Linked DNA regions of Mus musculus: all the other regions are linked to region 4. The links are chromatin loops, found by intact Hi-C in ENCODE. Cell type or tissue: gastrocnemius. All regions are shown on one strand. Region 1 overlaps Gpam (glycerol-3-phosphate acyltransferase, mitochondrial). Region 2 overlaps Gucy2g (guanylate cyclase 2g). Region 3 holds the start of Gpam (glycerol-3-phosphate acyltransferase, mitochondrial). Region 4 overlaps Zdhhc6 (zinc finger, DHHC domain containing 6).

What was found. Hi-C counts contacts between places; a loop is a spot of excess contacts. Peaks named below come from ENCODE experiments on the same cell type or tissue, not always from the same donor. Only the 100,000 strongest peaks of a DNase experiment are listed, where the experiment ranks them.
Region 1: a loop joins it to region 4, with 2.6 times the contacts of the local background. A loop is called at or near these places in 17 of 42 quality-filtered maps.
Region 2: a loop joins it to region 4, with 11 times the contacts of the local background. A loop is called at or near these places in 27 of 42 quality-filtered maps.
Region 3: it touches region 4 in a loop (2.7-fold over the local background); 15 of 42 quality-filtered maps call a loop at or near these places.

Annotation. Positions count from the first base shown.
Region 1 is chr19:55,082,642-55,087,641 of GRCm38, reverse strand. It overlaps Gpam (glycerol-3-phosphate acyltransferase, mitochondrial), which reads left to right. Exons shown (of 21, transcript NM_008149.4): 8 at 121-257; 9 at 3,845-3,944; 10 at 4,229-4,441. Among named protein-coding and RNA genes, the nearest start is that of Gpam, 14 kb to the left of the region's middle. In gastrocnemius, no CTCF peak of the experiment used is centred here; no DNase peak of the experiment used is centred here; H3K27ac peaks cover 925 bases.
Region 2 is chr19:55,216,629-55,221,628 of GRCm38, reverse strand. Gucy2g (guanylate cyclase 2g) reads left to right here. Exons shown (of 21, transcript NM_001081076.3): 13 at 4,198-4,366. Among named protein-coding and RNA genes, the nearest start is that of Gucy2g, 22 kb to the left of the region's middle. In gastrocnemius, a CTCF peak has its summit at 3,047 (motif pointing left); DNase peaks (open chromatin) are centred at 2,459, 3,030 and 3,224; H3K4me3 peaks cover 1,006 bases; H3K27ac peaks cover 1,218 bases.
Region 3 is chr19:55,096,202-55,101,201 of GRCm38, reverse strand. Gpam (glycerol-3-phosphate acyltransferase, mitochondrial) reads left to right here and starts at 1,725. Exons shown (of 21, transcript NM_008149.4): 1 at 1,725-1,873; 2 at 3,575-3,705; 3 at 4,959-5,000. The coding sequence starts at 3,604. It overlaps Gm31356 (a long non-coding RNA gene), which reads right to left and starts at 1,659. Exons shown (of 3, transcript XR_001782666.2): 1 at 1,570-1,659. In gastrocnemius, no CTCF peak of the experiment used is centred here; DNase peaks (open chromatin) are centred at 1,720, 2,107 and 2,499; H3K4me3 peaks cover 4,706 bases; H3K27ac peaks cover 5,000 bases.
Region 4 is chr19:55,303,211-55,308,210 of GRCm38, reverse strand. Zdhhc6 (zinc finger, DHHC domain containing 6) reads left to right here. Exons shown (of 11, transcript NM_025883.4): 7 at 3,634-3,801; 8 at 4,473-4,514. Among named protein-coding and RNA genes, the nearest start is that of Zdhhc6, 10 kb to the left of the region's middle. In gastrocnemius, a CTCF peak has its summit at 2,950 (motif pointing right); no DNase peak of the experiment used is centred here.

The DNA of each region.
Region 1 (5,000 bases), 220 kb after region 4:
ACTGGAGCCTGTTGGGAGAGAGCGAGTCAGTGATTGGCCAGTGAAGGATGACAGTAACCAAACAAAGTAGGACTGCACCTTAACTCCTGAGCCTTAACACTGCCACTTCCTTCTCCCTAGACGAACCTGCCGCTCTTGTTTCTGCCGGTGCACAGATCCCACATTGACTACCTGTTGCTCACCTTCATCCTCTTTTGCCACAACATCAAGGCGCCGTACATCGCCTCGGGCAATAATCTCAACATCCCCGTCTTCAGGTGAGCTAAGCCTCGCTGAGGTGAATGTGGTAAACAGCTAGTTCAGTCAGATATGTTGGACACACCTTTAATCTCAGTGTTTGGGCGGCTGAGGCAGCTGGGTCTATGTGAATCCTAGGCCATCTTGCTTCAGACTGCAAGTTTCCAGCCTGCCAGGGGTAGATAATGCGTCTCCGTCTCAAAAATCAAAACCAGAAACAAAAAACCCCAACCCAAACCATAACAAAACTAATTGTTTTGAACATGGGATTTGTTGTTATATTTTGATACTTGTTATAAAAATGACACTAGCCTTTTTATTGTAGAAGTAACATTTCATTGTGTAACATTTGCATAGCACACAACGCAAGCCTTGCCCATCTCGCTGTCTCTGTATTTGATATGGGCTACTTTCTGGAGTGTGTTGTAGGTCAACCTGAAGGACAGTGTCAGGCAGCAAAGGGCCATTAAAGGGCAATGGGCCAGGCCTGTCCAAGGAAGCTGGGGGGTGGCATGGCACCATGGTATCTAACGTCAGCAAGGGTGACCCTGCTGCCACTTTGACCTCACGACGCAGAGAACCCAGCCCAACACTTTGACAGGGCATTTCCCGAGGCTGCTGTGGTTTACACTCAAGGGGAACGGTGTAGAGCCTCAAGGCAGAGGCTCAGGGCATGGTTGTAGGACAGTGAAGGCAGGTAGGTGCGCTGGAGCGAGTCCTGGGAAGCCCACGGAAAGGCCAGACGCAGGGGGGCAGCCGCACAGCTAGGGCTGGATCCAGAGCCGTTCTCGCTCAGGATGGGAAGCTCCTGACTGAACGCATGCGCAGACCCGTGTGTCGACTGCTCATTCTGGACTTGGAGAAATTAATTCTGATCTGTGGTGAGAGTTCAGGCGAATGATGAGGGCTTATGTCAGTATAGCCGTGTTCTTGGAGAGGAGAGCAGAGACAAACTGAGAAGGAATTAGTAACCTGAGTTCCTAAGAGTCAGTGCTTGCCCCCATTTGGGGTTCAGCAGAGGGTATAGGGAGACCAGATCTGCCACCTCTAGTCACTGAGGAGAAGCTCAGCAGTGAGGACTGGGCTGAGCTTGTGTGAGAAACTGAACTCTTAACTTCCAAGCAGCACACAGCACTGAGGTCAGCTCGACCTGCCAGGAGTTCTAATGCAGTGAATGTAGAGAGAAACTGCAGGGAGGGGCCGGTCGCTGGACAAGCAGGGCCTCCCACAGTGGCATTCAGTCTAGGCCCCAGCCTCACCATGCGGGACGCTCTTCCTGGTCCGCTCTGAGTTCTCTAGATCCCAAGTCTGCAGCCAGCCTATGTGATCCTCCAGCAGAAGAGAAGCCACCGTTGTGGTCAGTGGTCCTTATCTACTCTTAGCCCTGACTGTCAAATGGCTTATCGTGTAATGGGGACCATAGACAGTCAGCATAGTGACACTGACAGGAACCTACGGGACTGATGTGTCTTCACAGGGGCTAGATACCCTCGTCATACCCCACAGCATTTTTTTCCCAGCACCAGGGAACCAAGAAACTAGATTAGAAATTCACCAGACAGGTTGGCTGGGGAGATGGTACAGTGGTAATCTGCTTGTGAGGCCCTTAGGCCTCTCCCTAGAGTTGTGCAGGAAAAGTCTGGGTGTTGTGGTGTCTGCTTGTGGTCCCCATGCTGGGGAGGCAGAGGCGGGTGGGTGGCACCATGGACTCTCTGGAAGCCAGCCTAGCCTGTTTGTCAAGCTCCAGGCCTGTTGTATGTAGATAGATCTTGGTTAATGGCACTAAGGTGACTTGCCTGCTGGGGCTCTCCTGTGGTCAGAGTTGCTCACAGACTCACTCTCTCCAGATCTGGTTTTGAGTGAAGCCTTTTGTAAGTGCCAGTCATTTCTCACTTCTCACAATTCTGTGTTTCTCCTCAGGAGCTCAAGCCATTGCTTATCTTTCCGACAGAGCAGACACTGGCGTTTTCTTTTATCTCATTTAAGTCTCCACAGTGACAAACACACCTCAGGTTGCATTGCTCACTCACTGAATTTATTCTGAAGAATTTCAGAATGATTCTATAGTTCACCAACATCTTACCTTGGTTTCCATAAACAGACTCAAAGGAGACCAGAATGTTAACATTTAATATAGTATTGTTACTTACACCAATGCAAATACTAGTATTTGAAAACAACTTCTCTTTTTGAAAAGACTAGGAAGAGGTTGTAAATTTAGGACAGCTGACAGCAGACTTTCAGCTTCCTGTCTAAGCTTATCAGCGCTGCAGAGAGGGACCTGGAGCTGGGAGCAGAGCTGTTTTATTCCTGTATGGACAAGTGATAAATACTGAGGCCAGAAAAGGAGGTCTGATCCCCTGGGACTAGCATTACAGAGGCTTCTGAGCTGCCATGTAGGTGCTGGGAGTTGAACTCAGGTCCTTTGGAAGAGTAGCCAATCATCGTGGTCACTGCTGAGCTGTCTCTCCAGCTCCCGCTCCTGTCTGTAAAGATGGTGATACTTGATTCCAGCTTGGTAAAATTATCCCTGCCCCATAGGGACCCTCTTTTAAGCATCAGTTACTTGAGAATATTTTCCCAGGAAATATTTGTTCATTTTACAAATTTGCCATGGGATAATTTTTGTGTGCCTCAAACTCTGACTGGGAATCATGGGTGGGGTTTTGTTTTTAAAAATACCCTTTTCTTTTTTTCATTTTTGAGACCAGGTTTTACTCTGGCTCTGGCTGTCCTGGAACCAGCAATGTAGACCAGTTTGAACTTGGAAATCCTACTGTCTCTGCCTCTTGAGTGCTGAGATTAGAGGCATGCACCACCATGCTCAGCCACTGGTTACCTTTGCTTTTTGACAATTTTGTATATGTATTTAGTGTATTCTGATATTCTCCTCCTCATACTCTCTTATCTTCCTCTCATCTCTGTTAACCCCCACTCCATCCCTACCAGTCAGTCCCGTTCTTAGGTTCTGACATTTAATTTTGTTTTGTGACTCATTTATCTATCTTTTTTTAAAAAAAATCAAGGACTTCTTTGTTTCATGTGCATGAATGTTTTGCCTGCATATATGTTTATGTACCGCTTGTGTACCCAGTGCCCAAGTAGTTCAGAAGGTGGTGTCAATCCCTTGGTACTGGAGTTGCAGATGGTTGTGAACCACCATGTGGGTACTGGGAATCGATCCAGGGTCCTCAGCCGAGCGGCTAGTTTTCTAACTCCTGCCCAGCCTGTGACCCATTTGGTTTAGCCAGGGCCATGCATCTGTGTGATGGGATGGACCTGCCCCTTAGAGCCTAGAGAACTCCCCAGTGGACACTCAGAGAAGGCAATAACTCCGTCTCCTTCAAATCCCTATCCTTATCTCTGTGGATCACGTTGTCAGGTTCCTTTTTGGCTCAGAAGTTACGATGCAGTGTTGCTCGCAGGCTGAGGAGCGAGTGAAACACGTCAGCAACACGGAAAAGGAACCCCTGTGTTCCCATTGTCAACATTCAAATGACACTGTGTGTGCTTCTGTCCGGATGGCAATGCTTCGGACTATCTTGACATTTGAGTCCTCTTTTTATATTTTTCCTTACAAATAATTTGTGCATTCTTGAATTTGCAGTACCTTGATTCACAAGCTTGGGGGCTTTTTCATAAGACGGAGGCTCGATGAAACCCCAGATGGACGCAAAGACATTCTGTACAGAGCGTTGCTCCATGGGGTGCGTATGGCCTTTAATTGTCCTCAACCCCACAGCATTAGCTGTCATTGGAGAGTGACGGAGACATGATGGGTTTGGGAGATTACTGCGTGGCTGCGGGTGATTGTGTGTGTGATCACCCAAGCACAGCCGTGCTGGGATCCTTGGCTGTAATGGATGTGGGGAAGTGTTAGGTCAGTGGTGAAGTTACAGTGTTTTTCTGTTCTTTGTCTTAGGATTTACCTGTCCTGCACTCACCTGAGTTGCTCAGTCTTATGTTCATGTCTGATTTTCTTGTATCTCAGCATGTAGTTGAACTCCTCCGACAGCAGCAGTTCCTGGAGATCTTCCTGGAAGGCACCCGCTCCCGCAGTGGCAAGACCTCCTGTGCCCGGGCAGGGCTCCTCTCAGTGGTAGTGGATACTCTGTCGTCCAACACCATCCCCGACATCCTCGTCATACCCGTGGGCATCTCGTATGATCGCATAATCGAAGGTCACTACAATGGCGAACAGTTGGTAAGGAGGTGGCCTGCATCAGGCCGTCTGGGCCTCTCCAGCTTTTATGTGTTTAATGACACCGTTGTGCTAATCATCTGAAACCTGCCTGGGTGGGCATGCTGAGTTGCCTTCATCTCGTCTGTCAGCTGTGAGAGTCTCACGAGGTGGTCTCCTTGCGGTCTCAGGGTTGATTACCTGTGAATTTTAGGGAAGCCTGAAGACTGGCAATGGCAAACCAATCCGAGAACTGGGAGGAATTTTTTTCAGTCAATTTTTAGCAAAGGATGCACTAGTTATAAGCACTTAGATGAGGTCCAAATGGGTTCATCATGTGACTGACTAGCACCCAGATTAAGGATTGATATCATCAGGACCCAGAAATCTTACTGGCTCCCCTCCTGTTAGCCCCCTTTGGGACAGTCACCTGTCTGACCTCTTATAAGAAGGTTGAACTTTATAGAGTAATGACCTGTGCAGTTCTTTGGAATCTGAATGCCTGTGAGCACAGCATTTGCGAGGGTTGGCCGTGTTGCTGCATGCAGTTGAGACTTCACAGTGGGGAGATGTTCCGCTGTGT
Region 2 (5,000 bases), 87 kb after region 4:
AGGCATGTCCCACACCACATTATGTAGCATGAAGGACTAGAGATTTCCGCTATGTTTCATAACAGGGACGAGCCAATCTCCTAAGTAGGTGCCCATCAGGGTATGGCAGGGAATACTCAGAGGAGGGTAGAGAGAGAGATCCAGCTCTGCCATGAAGGCAGGGAGTATGCAGGGTGTGGGTGGCTAGATACAAAAGCCCAAGATGACTCACTGTAGGTATACAGATGGTGGGGAGGGATGGGGAAGGCAGGTATTGAGTTGGGAAGATGAGCCATGGAGTGTGCCACATCTAATAAATATGATCTAGCAACTCGAGGCTGATCTCCTCAAGCAGGATGAGCGAGCAGATGTCCTTTGTTTGCCGTGTGGACTTTTGCTAAGAAAAGCTCCAGGAAGTAGATGCTAGCGAGGAAGATACCTCAACTAACCCATGGTAGAAACTGCCTGCCCGTGCAACCAGCAGCTGGCATTGCACTCATCAATAAACAAACCCTGCTGGGTGCCGGGTGGGCCACAGAGTCTTTCTAGAGGTTGTGACACTGACTGACTGAGTGGCCTTGTTAGCCTATGACTCTCTGCATGTTCATGGGAGTGGACTGGATGTTGGTTTAAAAATCTTTCTTTCTCAAAGGTTTTACTGCCCTGCGCTCCCAAGAAACTGACTCGGCCTGGCGAGAGCCTGACTTGCCAGGCTCCAGTAAAAAGCTGGCATCTTGTTGCCAAGCAAGGTAGACAAACACAATCTTCTCCATGACTATGTATCCAAGGGCAACCCTGGAAAACCATTGTTATTATTGCTGTAGACTTTTAACGCCCATCTGTCAAAAGTTTATTTTACTCTGGCACTTCTTAAAGACAGACAAGGGCAGTTAAGACTGTCACATGCCAATCACAAAAATAAGCCTTTCTCTGATGTCTGTTTTACCAGCACTTTCTCTATATCAGGCATGAGAGAGAGAGAGAGAGAGAGAGAGAGAGAGAGAGAGAGAGAGAGAGAGACTCTCCAAGTTCTCCAAGTAACCTACAGACAGAGTTAGGGGTTGAATATTTACTTTGGATTTGATTGGAGTCAGAGTATAGAGGACACAGACGAGTGGGGCTCATCTTCCTGTCCTCTGGGATCCCAAAGCAATGGGATGAGCCTTCGTTTCTGACTAAAGCAAGCCTTGATGAGGTCTGAGGGGCGAACCTTCATTTCTAACTAAAGCAAGCCTTGGCGAGATCTAAGTAAGGAACAGTTTGTTACAGAAATTGACTTAGAGATTTAAGCCCCAACTCTGTTACATACGGATCACATGACCTTCACCACCCTGAGACTCAGAAATAAAGATCATATCAGAACCCGTCTCCCAAAGTTGCTCTGAGAATTAAAGTATACAGAACGCTTAGCACTGTGGCTACCTTGTAACGGATACGGAATCAATGTTAATTTCTTACTACTAAACATAATTATTAGCACTCTCATTAATAACTCTAGTGTGGCGATTAAAAACTACACTCTCATTGATATCTCCCAAGAATTCTATGGAATAACTCTGTACTATCTGAATATGGTTCTACAAGGCACACATGCTCATAATGAACACTGGAAATGGAGCCAGGTCAACTTGAGGTATGTCTCAAGTATGAAAGAAATCCACATTTGCTTTGAGGGCTTAGTGAAAAAAAAAATGGTTGTATTCTGGAGTAAGATTTTTAAATGCACCAAATTAAATTCACAATATTACTAAAATTATTTTTACTTGTTTAGCTTTTCTTAAGATGGCTGCTGAAAGGAAAATTAAAAACATACCTGTGACTTGCACTGGGTTTTGATCCGATGTTGATCTTTCTAACTATTACTAGTATTTACTCCGATTTCAAGAGGGAGTTAAACTGAGGTCTAGTCAGCTCCTGGCCCTACTGGTAAGTGTGTCAGACCGGGGGTTGTGGCTAGTTTGTCTTTAAAGCCTGTGCTTTCTCTCATGCTTCCTGCTAAGCCCCAGAGAACACAAACAGGAGAGAGCCAGGTGTAAGAGCCCCGGGGGACCTTCCAGAACTTTCCAGTAGAGCAAGTAGTACAGGCCACAGTCAGGTGGTAGAGCAGCCTAAGTGTATGCTGCCTGGTTCGTGAGTCATGAAGACACTCAGAGTTCTATTTGTTCTCTGACAGTATGCACCATCATACTGCTTCATTAGGGTGGAAAATAAAAACACACCCATGCATGCAATCGGGTGGAGACAACGGCATTCCCAGAACCGCGGCGGTCCCTAAGCTTGCTCATTTTACATGTGCAATGAGCTCCACTAAAGTCCCAGCTCTTAAACGCTGTTTGTTTGCTGTGAGATAAAGAAAGGGACCCCGTGTAACACCAGACAAGTCTGCTGCCTGAGGTGGGACCGACAAGGGCAGGAGCAAAACCTTGCGTGTCTCTGTGACCTGTCACACAGACGTGTCTGCAAGGCCAGGGAGAGCTGTGGATCGGGTTCAGGTCTCAGCAGACTGCACACTTGGGCCATAGCCCGCTGGTATGAATCGGGTTCAGTTTTATCATCTTAACAAGGGTGCCACGGGGATAAAGGAACCCCATCTCCCGATGTAGGGGTGGGGTTAGTGATAGCTGCTCTCTCCTGGCCATTTACTCATTGCTATCTGTAGCGGTCCACACTTCCAACGCAATGCTGGCCCTAGGGTTCCCGCTGAAGCAAGCTTGTTGTTATCTAAGAGGATTAAGGTTCAGGAATCCTAAACCTTTAAGAATGGTCCCCTCCGATCCTCTTTGCTGTGTCATCAGTGCCTCCGCAGCCAGCCTGCCTGACACCCTTCTCCTTCCCAGCAGTTTCTGAGCCTAGTGGAATCTAGTTTGTTCTTGAGCAAGGGTGTTGGAAGAGTGTGGTCCGCTTTCCTCTCCCCACTTCCCTTTAACCACCCAGGCCGGGGAATTGAGTAGTTCTTGAGAAGCGAGGGGCTCTGAAGCCTGTGAAGCCTGGGGGCTCTATCCCAGCGCTATGCGCCACCTACTGGTGAACACTGAAACTGCAATGACTGAGAAGCGGAACGAGGCTTAGAAAAGGTTAAATGTGAGGCTGTGAAGGGCATGCGCCCGTGAATGTTTACTGCTGTTCACTTGTTCACAAACCAATACCACGCACAGCCACCGTCATGCATGCGAAGCATATGTGCACGCGAATGCTAGCGGCTATTTGTTCACAAATCAATACTACAGTGTGGGGCTCCACAGACGGCACCATCTGTCTGCCTGTCATGGCTTCCTTGCCCAGAAGAGGGCGCTGGAGCTGGACAAGGTCATGAGTTGGAATCCGACTTCAGAGCACCCAGCCTACCTCCATCACTGCAACCAGACTGCCTGGCGCGCTGATTTATCTCCCTCTCTTTGCTCAATTGTGAGAGGAGGCTATCCCCTCCTCTCTAGGGTCATTCAGGAAGGTCACGTGAGTTAGGTGTAGTAAGGGGCTTTTATTGCTCCTGAAAGTTATCCTTGATGGAGACACTATTGTTTGGTATTCACAGGTTGACACCTGTTTCCGAGGCAGGTAAGAGGGGCCCACAACACCCAGGCTGCCACAGGTTCACACCTCAGTGTTGACTTTACGCCTAGACAGTTCAGCTTGATTGCTTTTCTGCCCACAGTTCCAAAAATGAAGATACCCAGAGCTTTTACAGCAGTACAAAACAAACAAACACCCGAACCAAAACAACAACAACAACCCAAACCCGAGAGCTCGGAAATGCAGAGTCTGCGTTATTTCTGAACAAGGAAGGGAATTTGGGCCTTTCCCTTCGACCTTCCTCTTACAACTCCACGTCTGCCTTGGGAAATTACAAATGCCAAGATCCCCCCCTTTTTAACCATGTCTCAGATATGATAGCTTAAAAAAAAGTTATTCCTTCCTCCCACCTACCTTCCTAAAATAAACATTCTGTCTCAGTCCCAGACGCTCCATTAGCCCCTCCCACCCATGGAAAGGCCCCAGTGCTCTGGAAAAAACCATCTACCCTCCCACGGCTGGCTGTGTTTTTCTGCCTTTTTATAGCCTGTAAACATCTTCCACATTAAGCATCGTCTCTAAATTCTGAGCCTGCTTCCTTCTGGGCCCTAAATACGCAAGCTCGGCTTGAGGCGTATGGTGTGTGTGCGCACTGCTTTGAGCTGCATCCTCCAGTTCTGTTTCATATGCTCGTCATTACTCCTGCAGGGCTTGCTGTTCCTGCATGGGAGCCCACTGAGGTCTCACGGCAACCTGAAACCTTCCAACTGCCTGGTAGATAGTCACATGCAGCTGAAGCTGTCAGGATTTGGGTTGTGGGAGTTCAAGCACGGCAGCACATGGAGGAGCTACAACCAGGAGGCCACAGACCATTCAGGTAGCCATTGGCAGAGCTGAGATCCACTTGCTGTGGGCTAAATGGTCAGAGGGTTTCTTGTCTGTCTTTGGTTCATGATGCTGACTTTCGTGGGAACCTATGGGTAGTTTTTTCCTTCCCAGCTGAAAAAACAGACTTGTTTAGTTCATCCATAGAAGGCGAGGGCATAAATCACCGTGCGGTGGCATGAATCTGTGGTGAAAGGCAGTGGTTCTCAACTGGTGGGTTGCAACACCTTTGGCAAACCTTCCATCTTCAAAAATATTTACTTTATGATTCATAACAGTAGCAAAATTGCAGTTATGAAATAGCAATGAAAATAATTTTATGGTTGGGGGGGTCACCACAACATGATGAAGTGTATTAAAGTTTTCAGCATTGGGAAGGTTGAGACCTGCTGGTTTAAGGTCTGTGTTAGGAGACTAGTTGTCATTTATTTGGCCACTAAAGCCATGATTGCTCTTCTCTTTTGTCTTCTATGCTCCTTCTTGTTTTCATTCTGTGTTCTCAGTATGGACAATGAGATCTGCCAGGCTATCCTACTTAGGGCCGCTATTGCTCTGATGAAACACCATGACCCATAGCAACTTGGGGACAAAAGGGTTTATTGAGTTTACACTTCTATCAAAGGAAG
Region 3 (5,000 bases), 210 kb after region 4:
TTCCCTGAACCTGTGTCTGCAGGTCTCCATGGCTTCTTTTGCCACATAGCTTTCTCCTCTCTGGTACTCTGATGTTGCTCCTGCTTTGACACCCATAGTCTCTCAATTCTATCTCCTCATTTCAGTCTACCTAAACCTGGCTGAATTCCTTCTTTCTGTACTGAAGCCTGATAACTCTCTCTAGGTGATAAGCCAAAGCAAGTACAGGGTTCAGCTCATTGTGTGCCTCCCCTTGGACTGTCGACCTAAGGTACAGAATGTCTGATTCTTGAATGTCACTGTTTTATACTGCCTGTTTGGTTTTTCTTGTATTAAATAAGACAGCAAATTCTCCCCTGTTGCTCCATCTTGACTGGCTAGACTGGTTACTATAAATCACTCTGCTGATAAAATAAATTGCTTAGGGTGCCACCTGTTTCCAAAACAATTTTCATTATGTAACCAGAACTTAGCACGGCAAACCCACATTCACATGCACAGCCACTCTTGTGCAAGAAGAGTCACTATGACTGAGTTTTATGTAAGACACACTTTCCATATGGCTTACATTTTAGAATTTCTTTGTCAGTCTAATTCATTTCTCTTATCTTCTTTATCAATCTAAAGTTTTTCTTCATGCTTTCCTTCCATGCCTGTTTTGTTGTTAGGGCCCCTGTATCCTGTGCACAAAATTTCACAATGTTTTGGGATAAGAAATTACTCTTTGTAGCCAATATACACTCCTTGAGAGCCTTAGTGAAGTATGTTTGTTTTTTTTTTTTGCTAAGGTACATGTGAGGCTAAATCAAGGCAGGGTCCTTGATGAATGGCCACTTCTACTCTCTGGGGTTGTTTCCCAGAAGAGAATATTTGCTTTGTAGGATGGGTTTATAAAGAGAAGTGGAAAGTTCAAGCTAAGGAAATCTAGTTTTTCTTGTTGTGCCTCAGCTCCCAGTATTTACTGGGTGCTTATTATAACATATTAATTAGGACCCTGATGTAAGGCACTGTCGCTGCCATGGGTTTGCAGTCTGACACCGATGGATGAGGACCTGAGACATGGTGCTCTGGTTAATCTTTGAGATGTCGCAGGAGGCTGTGATAATGGAGGAATGGGGTGGAAGGGAAGGCTTGGAGAAGCAGTTCTGGGACTACAGAGTGCTGGGATGAGAGGCAGAAGCACAACAGGAGAGGGACAGCATCTCCGGGCCACAGCAGGGACAACTGCTGGGGACAGAGGGAGAGGAGCGGCCTCTCTGTTTATGTCTGATGTGCTGGGCCCAGGCATTTGGGTTCTAGGGAGCTATGGGCATGTTTTTAGTTATCTTTCAAGCCTTCCTTTGTCTATTCTACATTTTTTTCGCCGTTGCGGGCTCGGTCACTCAGACATTTCACAACGTTGCACTCTGCAGTCCTTGCCTCTTCATTCTTCACAAATTGAGCTTGGTCTCACATACAAAAAGGCAAGATCACGCACAAGTACCTAAACCCACGCAGCCCGAATGCATTCCGCCACAGGACAGGGCCTGGTGCTAGCCTAGGCTAGCTGAGGTCACGCAAGGGAGATGGCAGACAGACAGACAGACCCACCGGCCGATGCACGAAGCATGCAGCTTGGGCAGTGTAGACATCAGGCTCACTCCCCATGCTCTCCGTCCCCACCGTCCCCTTCCTCCAAGCGCCTTACGCTAAGCCTGGCGGCCGGCAGCCCCGACGTCACTGCCGCGCGCCGCCCGCGTCATCGCGGCGCGCCGCTGCAGCAGGCGCAGAGCCGAAGCGCTGGCAGCTGCGTGCGCCCAGGCGCGAGCTGCCGGGCGGGTGGAGAGGAGCGCGGTGCGCTGTGCGCGGTGCGGGCTGCGGCTGCAGACGCCGCTGGGCCGGAGCGCGGGGTCAGGTGCGTGGGTGGGCGCCGCTCTCCCTGGGCCCGCCCGAGGCTTTGCAAGAGTCCGGGGCGGACACCCGGGTTCCCCCTGGAGTGGGCCGGGCTCCCGGATGGGTGGGCACGGTATCGCTCCAGGGACCGGGCTGCAGTGACAGCACCAGCAGGGCTGACATCCCAGCACGCTCCGTCCCGGGGGGCCGGGAGGGAAACCGAGGCAGCGGGGGACTCCGCGAGCAGCTGGCTCCAGGGACCGCCCGCTGACAGCAGCCCCGCGTACCCCACAGTGTCCCGGGCGTGCTATGGAGACCCCTGCCCTCCCTGCAGCCGGACACAGCTGTCGGGTGGCATGCTGCCCATTTTCCAGATGGGAGAAGCAAGGCGTAGTAGTTAACCAACTTGTCCAAATTCACATGCGTGGTGTGCAGACGGGGCCTTGAACTCCAGAGGGGCCCCCTTGCCCCTGCCTGTGGCCCACTGTCAGATTTTGTTTTCTTCCCTGCTCAGCACTGCTGTTTAGAGCCTCTGGGATTCTTTTCTTTTATTCTCCTCCCCTCTCCTGTAAAAAAATCTGGCTTGACCTCAAGTAAACCCTGTGGGGCTGGAGGAGCAAGGCTTGGACGTCTGTTGGCACAAGCCTCCCTTTCCTCCTCCGATCGCCTCATTTCTTTTCTCAGGCTGCAGTGTGCTCCCCCACTCCCGGCCCCCCTCCGTTGTGTGGCCATTCAGAACCGGAAGTTGGTAGGGGGAGGGGGCGTCGAATCTTTATAATAAAGAACTTTTCCCACCAGATGGGGTGCTTTACTGATCTCTGGTGTCAGCTGATTGCTTATGCTGAACGGCTAAGGGCAGATGTTGTTTTGAGGCTAAACAGTTATCGGAGCAAATCCACGTGGGGATTGTAAAGAGTCCAGGTGTTCCTCTTAGAGAACAGTGTTCTCTCACTGAAGGTGGATTTTGATTTTAAGAGAAGAATCTAATGCTGGGGGGCAGGGGGAAGCCAGCAGCTAAAATAATTAAATAAAGATGATATAAGGTTTTTAAAAATTAAAAAAAGCTGCATTCATACATATAAAATGTCTTACCAAGTAAGCTTACGCTGGGGCTGGAGATGTGGCGCAGTGGTTAACAGTCCCGCTGATCTTTCAGAGGATCAGAGTTTGGTCCCAGCACTTGCATCAGGTAGCTCACGACCTAGCTCCAGGGATCTGATGTGCAGTATTGGCCTCCTCCAGCACTCATATGTATATGCCTATACATGCACACACATCCATAAATAAATAATAAAAAAGTTTTTGTCTCTATCCTCCCAGGGATACTCAGTTATTAACAAAAGTGAAATAATTATTCGTTGCAAGCCAGTATTATTACAAGTGCCTTATTTTGAAGTTGTCTTCCTTTTTTTTACAAGTGACTTCTCATGACAGTTTTGCCCAGGAATCTGAAGGCTACAGCTGCTGTATCCTTGTATGTTCGGAAAATACTGGTCTGTGAATGTTGACCTTTGAGGTCAGGGCAGTTTAGCAGACATGTAAACAGATCGGGCCAGATGAGCACTCTACCACCAAGCTATAGCTTTTTGCTGCTACTCACTACACTAGCAATCTGTCAGTTCATGTAATATCTTGTTACTAAGCAGAACTGTGAGGAGATGAGCAGTTTGAGGCCCGGGGTTACTCTCTGGATACTTCCTTGAGTAGTGCTTATTTCTTACAGCACATGGTTTGGGACTTGCACGTTCTGCCATGGAGGAGTCTTCAGTGACAGTTGGCACAATAGACGTTTCTTATCTGCCCAGTTCATCGGAATACAGCCTTGGCCGATGTAAACACACCAGTGAGGACTGGGTAAGTTGACGAGAAGCCTTCATCACAGCCCACTTAAAATGTTTGCAGTGATATCAAGTAGAGATTAATCATCAAAGAAACTGCTTCCGACTCTTAGAAATGGTGTTTTTACAATCTAAGATTTAAAATTTTTGGTAGTATTAACTGGGAAGAAAAAAAAATGGGTGGAAAATTTCAGAGCAGTAATTGTATTTAAAAAATAAAACTTCTTGTATGGAGGCAAAATAGTAACCATTGTTTTGTGTAGTGTGCTTAAACATTTTTTTTTTCCTTTTAGTATCTACCACACAACTTATATTTAGTAAGCCTGAGTTTTATAATGGAAATTAACTCTAAAACATAAAAAACAGGAAACTTGTTTATTAAACTAATTGAAAAGCATGCATTTTCTTGTGGTGGTACTAATTCAGCATTACATGGAGTGTTTAAAATACCTCAACAAAAATTGATATTAATTGGTTGTTTTTAAGAACATTGTATCCGTGGGATCTGAAAAACAATGAACAGAAAGTTAAAGAATAATCTGAAGGACAGGACTTGACTCTGGTCAGGTGATGTGGCTGTGATTCAAATTCTAGGCTTTAAATGCTCCTGGTAACAGAATGTCATTAAACATACTTTGTTTTTCTTCTAAACTGTTGTAAGAACACCTGCTCACTGTGTCAAGCCTGCGTGGTTTTCCCGTGGGAGTATGGGAGTAGTGTGTGCTTTGGAAGGGCATAAGGTTGACTGAGCACAGGGGTTTGGAGTGTGACTTCTTCATCCCACTGTCAGAAGTCCCTCTGGCCCCGGGGGTTACTCTTCTATCTCTGCTTCTATGAGGTTCACATTTTCAGCTTGTTCTTGTAAGAAAGGCAGTAGTTGGCTTTTGTGTGTTGGGTTATTGTTAACATAACTAGCTCTTAGCTTCTTTGGTTTTTATTCCTTTTTGTGGCTAAATAATAATTCACTGGGTAATATGGATGCCCGATTTTTCTATCCATTCATATTGTGGTGAGCATCATAACTCTGTTGATTAAACCTGTGAATGCTGCATCGAGCACATTTTAGAAAATCAACTTTTTCTTCTGTACCAAAGTTTTATCCAAGTGGTGATGGTGAAACAAGATACCTTACATGAAAAACACTCACGGCACGCGTAGTTACACTGCTGACAATGAGAACAGCGTCATTTTCTCTTCTATTTGAAATAGACCAGGAGGATCAAAACAGTGTTTGCCATTTAGACACAATTTCTGCTTTATGTTTGCTAGGTTGACTGTGGGTTCAAACCTACCTTCTTCAGATCTGCAACA
Region 4 (5,000 bases):
TCATACACATAAGTAAGTGGGAAAGTCTGGACATTTTAGACTATAATAGGTATTTATCTTACATTAAAACTTGACAAGTGATTGCCTCCCACACATCCCAGAGCTGTAGCTGAAACGCAGAATCTCAGGTTTGCTTAGCAGGTCTGTCTCTGAGCCTTACCCCAGGCCAACAGGGAACATCTCTGTCAGTTACCTTTTTGTACTCTTTTATATTTAAATTCATAGCATTTATATTTAATTACTTATAAGCAACATATATAACTTTTATATTAAAATGGGAGTCTCTTTGAATATGGGTAAGCTGTCAGAATCATAAGATAAGTTTTCCAAAATTCTCAATTTCACTTGAAAGCCTTCATCTGGACGCAGACACCTTCAGTTGTTTACCTGTCACGGTGCTATTCCAACTTTACCTTTGAAACCATAGTCACCACATAGTCAAGCTCTGGTCCTCTAGAGAACCCTGCCTCATGCATGATCTAAATAGTTAATACTTATTGTTTAGGGAATAAAGATAAGAAAAAATATGTACATGTTCTGTGGACATGCAGCGTTTGTTTATTGTATTTTTGAGCTGTGGTTTCCCTCCAGCCTAGCCCTGCCTCAGCCTCCACTGTTCTGGGGTCATAGGTATCTTGGTCATAGATCTATTGGTGGAGTCTGTAAACACAGAAGTTGATTGCATCTGCACACAGTGTGACAACTTACACAGTATTGTGTCACTGACTTCTTGGCTCCTGGTAGTTTACCCACATTGCAAATATCAGGACCATTATGAAAAGTGTGTCCTTGCTGAACCCTGGGTACAGTTCAGCTTCCATAGCTCATGCATTATGAGGCTGCTGTTTACTGTGTCCCCATTTACAGTGCCCGTTTACAATGTCCCCTATTCACAATGTCCCTGTTTCCTTCACCAGCCTCTCTCCCCACTGCCCCATCTCACTCTCAGAGCTTACACATTTATACTTCTACATCTTTCCCATGTTTTTCCTCTACCTTAATTTCTTTCCTGATTTTATTTATTTATTTATTTATTTATTTATTTATTTTTGCCCCTCAAGGTGCAGTTCAGGTATTATCTCTTCCAAGGAACCGTATTTACTGTCTGAGCTTGGCTAAGTACTATTTGCTGCCTTTTCCCATAAGAATGCCGTGTGTCTATGTTCGATTTTAGTGTGTGGTATTGATAATATCTACTGAGTGCTGCTCTAGGCAAACACATGTCTTCATGATTTTTGTAAACTACTGCCATCTTTACCTTTTTTTTCATATAAAGTAGCTTATGTTTTGGTTTTTGATATTCAATCCATCTTGAAGAGTCTGATCATTTAGCCAAGCACATGCTTTAGTGCTGAGCAGTACTTCTAGCACCTGAATCTTCATTTATAAAAAAAGGAGGGCAGGGAGGGGGAATTACTCTCTATTATTCAGGTGAAGGTGGATGTATAAAATTCAGTAAGTTTGTATTGTTGAACCCTTGACACCATAGGGTTAATCCGAGGAAGACAGAATGATGAAGAGACTGATAAGAATCAGTGCAGGTCGCAGCTGGCAATCCAGATGGGGGAGGGGTAGCCAGTGATTAGAGAAAAGGGGAAAATCATAGACACCCACGCAGTGGATGAAGCAAAAGCAGACTCTAGCAACTTCATACATAGACAGACAGACAGACAAACATACACATTCACACATTGAGTAGATGGAGCAAAGCGCCCCCAGCAGCTTTAGCTTTCCCTTTAGTCCATTTACATCCCCAAGGACAAAGTTTTCTACGTAAGAAGGAAATTACCTCATAGCCACAAGTGTCTATGTTTTTCTCCACAAGTTCCTTATAACCCACAGCAGTAATTCTTTTGTCATTAATTAACATTGTTTAGACAAGGCAAGTCTATAGTAGCAAGCTTTTCCCGAGGCTTGGCTGACGACAGGTGCTCTGTATTTACTAAGGAGCAGGTCATTTGTCTTACACCTTACTTTTGAAGTCTTGATCTGATTAATCTGATTAATCTGTTCTTACAATAGAATTTTACTCTTTACTCATAACCTTCCTTTTCATGGTGCACATAGGAAACCTGTTACCACATCCCTAGTGGTAACACAACATGATCATGGAACTCAGGACCAACCTAGAAGAAAATGTTTTCTTTAGTCATTAACTTGTCCCAAGCCTATTTTTCTTTCTACTACAATCCACATGGTTGTAACGCACGAAAGCTCACTGCACTCCTTTCTCTACCTCATTCGGATCTTGCAATCACACTCTATTCTTGATTCTAACTTTAAACTTTCTGTCAACTACCCTAACTTACCAATCATGCTATCTTCCTAAAACTACTTAAATTAGTAAATTCATAAAGTCATGAATTCATTTAAGAGGCATTATCTCAAGAACTTTTATCTTCATGTTGATCTGCAGGAAATTTGCCCAGTAGAGTGAGCTTATGTCCAGGAAGTAATCACCCCAGACTATAGGCAGTGAGGGTCTCCCGGTGCCTATCACCCCAAGCCAAATATGGAGGAGTACAGTGATGGCCAACCTGAGAAGCACATCAGTAGCAAGAAGCAGCCCTGCGGCTGTGCCTGTGCAGAGTGCACCCATCGCAGCCTAGCGAGTGGGGTGCACCATTGTGAAGTTTAACAGTTGTTTTAATAAACAGGTAACACACATATTACTTTAGAAATAACTACAAGAAACTCTTGCATAAAATTCTGTTCCTTAATAAACAAATATTTCATAATACCATTTCTGGTAAGCATAATGAATATGCTGACATTAGAGGGTTTTTGTTTGTTTTGTTTTGCTAAAGATCATGGCCCTGTATAAAACCATGTTAATCTAGAAATTATTAAAACTATTACTTTATCACAGACAGAACTTCAAATAAGGAAATAAAATTCTCCAAAAATATTTAAGATTACCAGACACTAGTGTTGAACTTGCTTTCAAATTAAATAATGTATGTTTGTACCACTAGGTGGCAGTAAGAATTTAAGAAATTCAAAGTTAGTTTATGTCCAGAGAGAACTATCCATTTAAATGCCTAGAATATAAGCTGTGCCATTGGAATATGACCTATAATTGAAGATACAGTGTGTGTGTGTGTGTGTGTGTGTGTGTGTGTGTGTGTGTGTGTAAGAGAGAGAGAGAGAGAGAAAGAGAGATGAAACAAAACACATGAAACTCCTTCACAAAGTTTGCAAAATGTTCATTGTAAAATTGTGCCTCCCTATTAACTTCCTGGCCATTGGCTTTATAAGCCATACCTTCTCCTGAGTCTATTAACAGCATCACTTCTTACCTATACTCTCCTGTGCTGTGAAGCAACCATAAGCATTGAGGGGTTTCTGCACAGGATACAGTTAGCTAATTCTTTTATAAACCTTTGGAATGCTTGTTCCTAAGATATACCCTGTCAGGTGCTCTGGGATATCACAAACAAGGTTAGTATTCTCATTTAAATCCCTCTATACTGTGATAAAATTATATTCTCTGACAACACTCCTATTAGCCCAACAATAACAAAGTATTTTTATGAGTAATACAGATTTCAAAAGTTGGTAGTCTCAATAATGTATTAGCAAAAGCCATTGCAGGTAGAAGCAGCTGCCATTTTACCCCTTTGTTTTCCACAGGCTAAAGATCGCATTCAGTATTACCAACTGGATGAAGTCTTCATTTTTCCTTATGATATGGGAAGTAAGTGGAAGAACTTTAAACAGGTGTTTACATGGTCGGGAGTTCCTGAAGGAGATGGACTTGAGTGGCCAATACGAGAGGGCTGTGACCAGTACAGCCTCACAGTGAGTAGTTCCCTTGCAAAGGCCTTCCTCTCTCTCCATTGTGGTTACCTTGTTAATGCCCACAACTTCCCGAGAGTTTGTACTCATATTGTATGTAGTGCTTGAGTTTTCCATATGTCAAAATGAGTGTAATATCCATAGGGATTCTTAGCATCTCCTTTATTAAGCTCTTTCCTGAACAGTCTATAAACTACTGTCATGAAGTCCAAAAAAAAAAAAAAAAAAAAAAGCTGACCTTTAACTACCTCTGTCGTGCATGAACACCTTGCTCAACCTCAGCACTCATGTCTGCCCCTCAGTTGTTCCTGCAGGCCGGGTGCAAGCCCGTATTTCCCCCGCTGTGTCTAATACAATTCTATTAGTAGCTTCTGACTAAAGGGGAAAGTCGAGACTCATTAATAATGAATGAGTTTTCTAGTTTGTCCATTAGAGAATCACTGAGACGACTATGCATCCCTAGCTCTGATCCCTTGTGAGCACCCCAAGAGTACACAGAGGTGAAAACTTCAGAGATCAGAGTCTAAGAAGGCTCCATCCCAAACTGTGGCTCAACTAATGAGTGCCAGAAGCTGGGGCTCGGGATACCTTCAAGACACTGTGATGGAAGGGGGGAGGCTGCTCAGTCCTGACACAGAGTACTAACTCTTTCTCCCTCTGTGTCTTCCAAACAGATAGAACAGTTGAAGCAAAAGGCAGACAAGAGAGTCAGAAGTGTAAGTAGCCTATTTGCAATGGCACTGATTCCTGTTTTCTCCAGTTGGGCACTGCGTTTCGGTGCAGCTTAAAACAGTGGCTTTTATTAAATAGTCTTCCTTTCTCTTACATTTATTATCTATTGTGCATGCATGTACAGCACAGGGAGTGTTGTGGGCATCTCCTACCATGTGGGCGCCAGCGATCATTATTTCCTTTATATTTGTTGAAATACAATGCAATTCACTTTTTTTCAGACTGTCTCACTGTGTATCCATGATGGTCTCAAACTCAGAGACCCACCTTCCTCTGCCTCTGAATCAAAGTGCTGGGGTCAAAGACACGTGGCGCCACGCCAGCTGATACTCTTGACTTGTTTTCTTTGAAATACTTTAAGCTAGAGGTTCCTAAGACATTTAGTCAGTGTATACTGCTGGCCTAGAAAAATACCTTTAGTCAGCTGATGAAACCACATTTATAACCACACTGTTAGCTAGTGATGATGC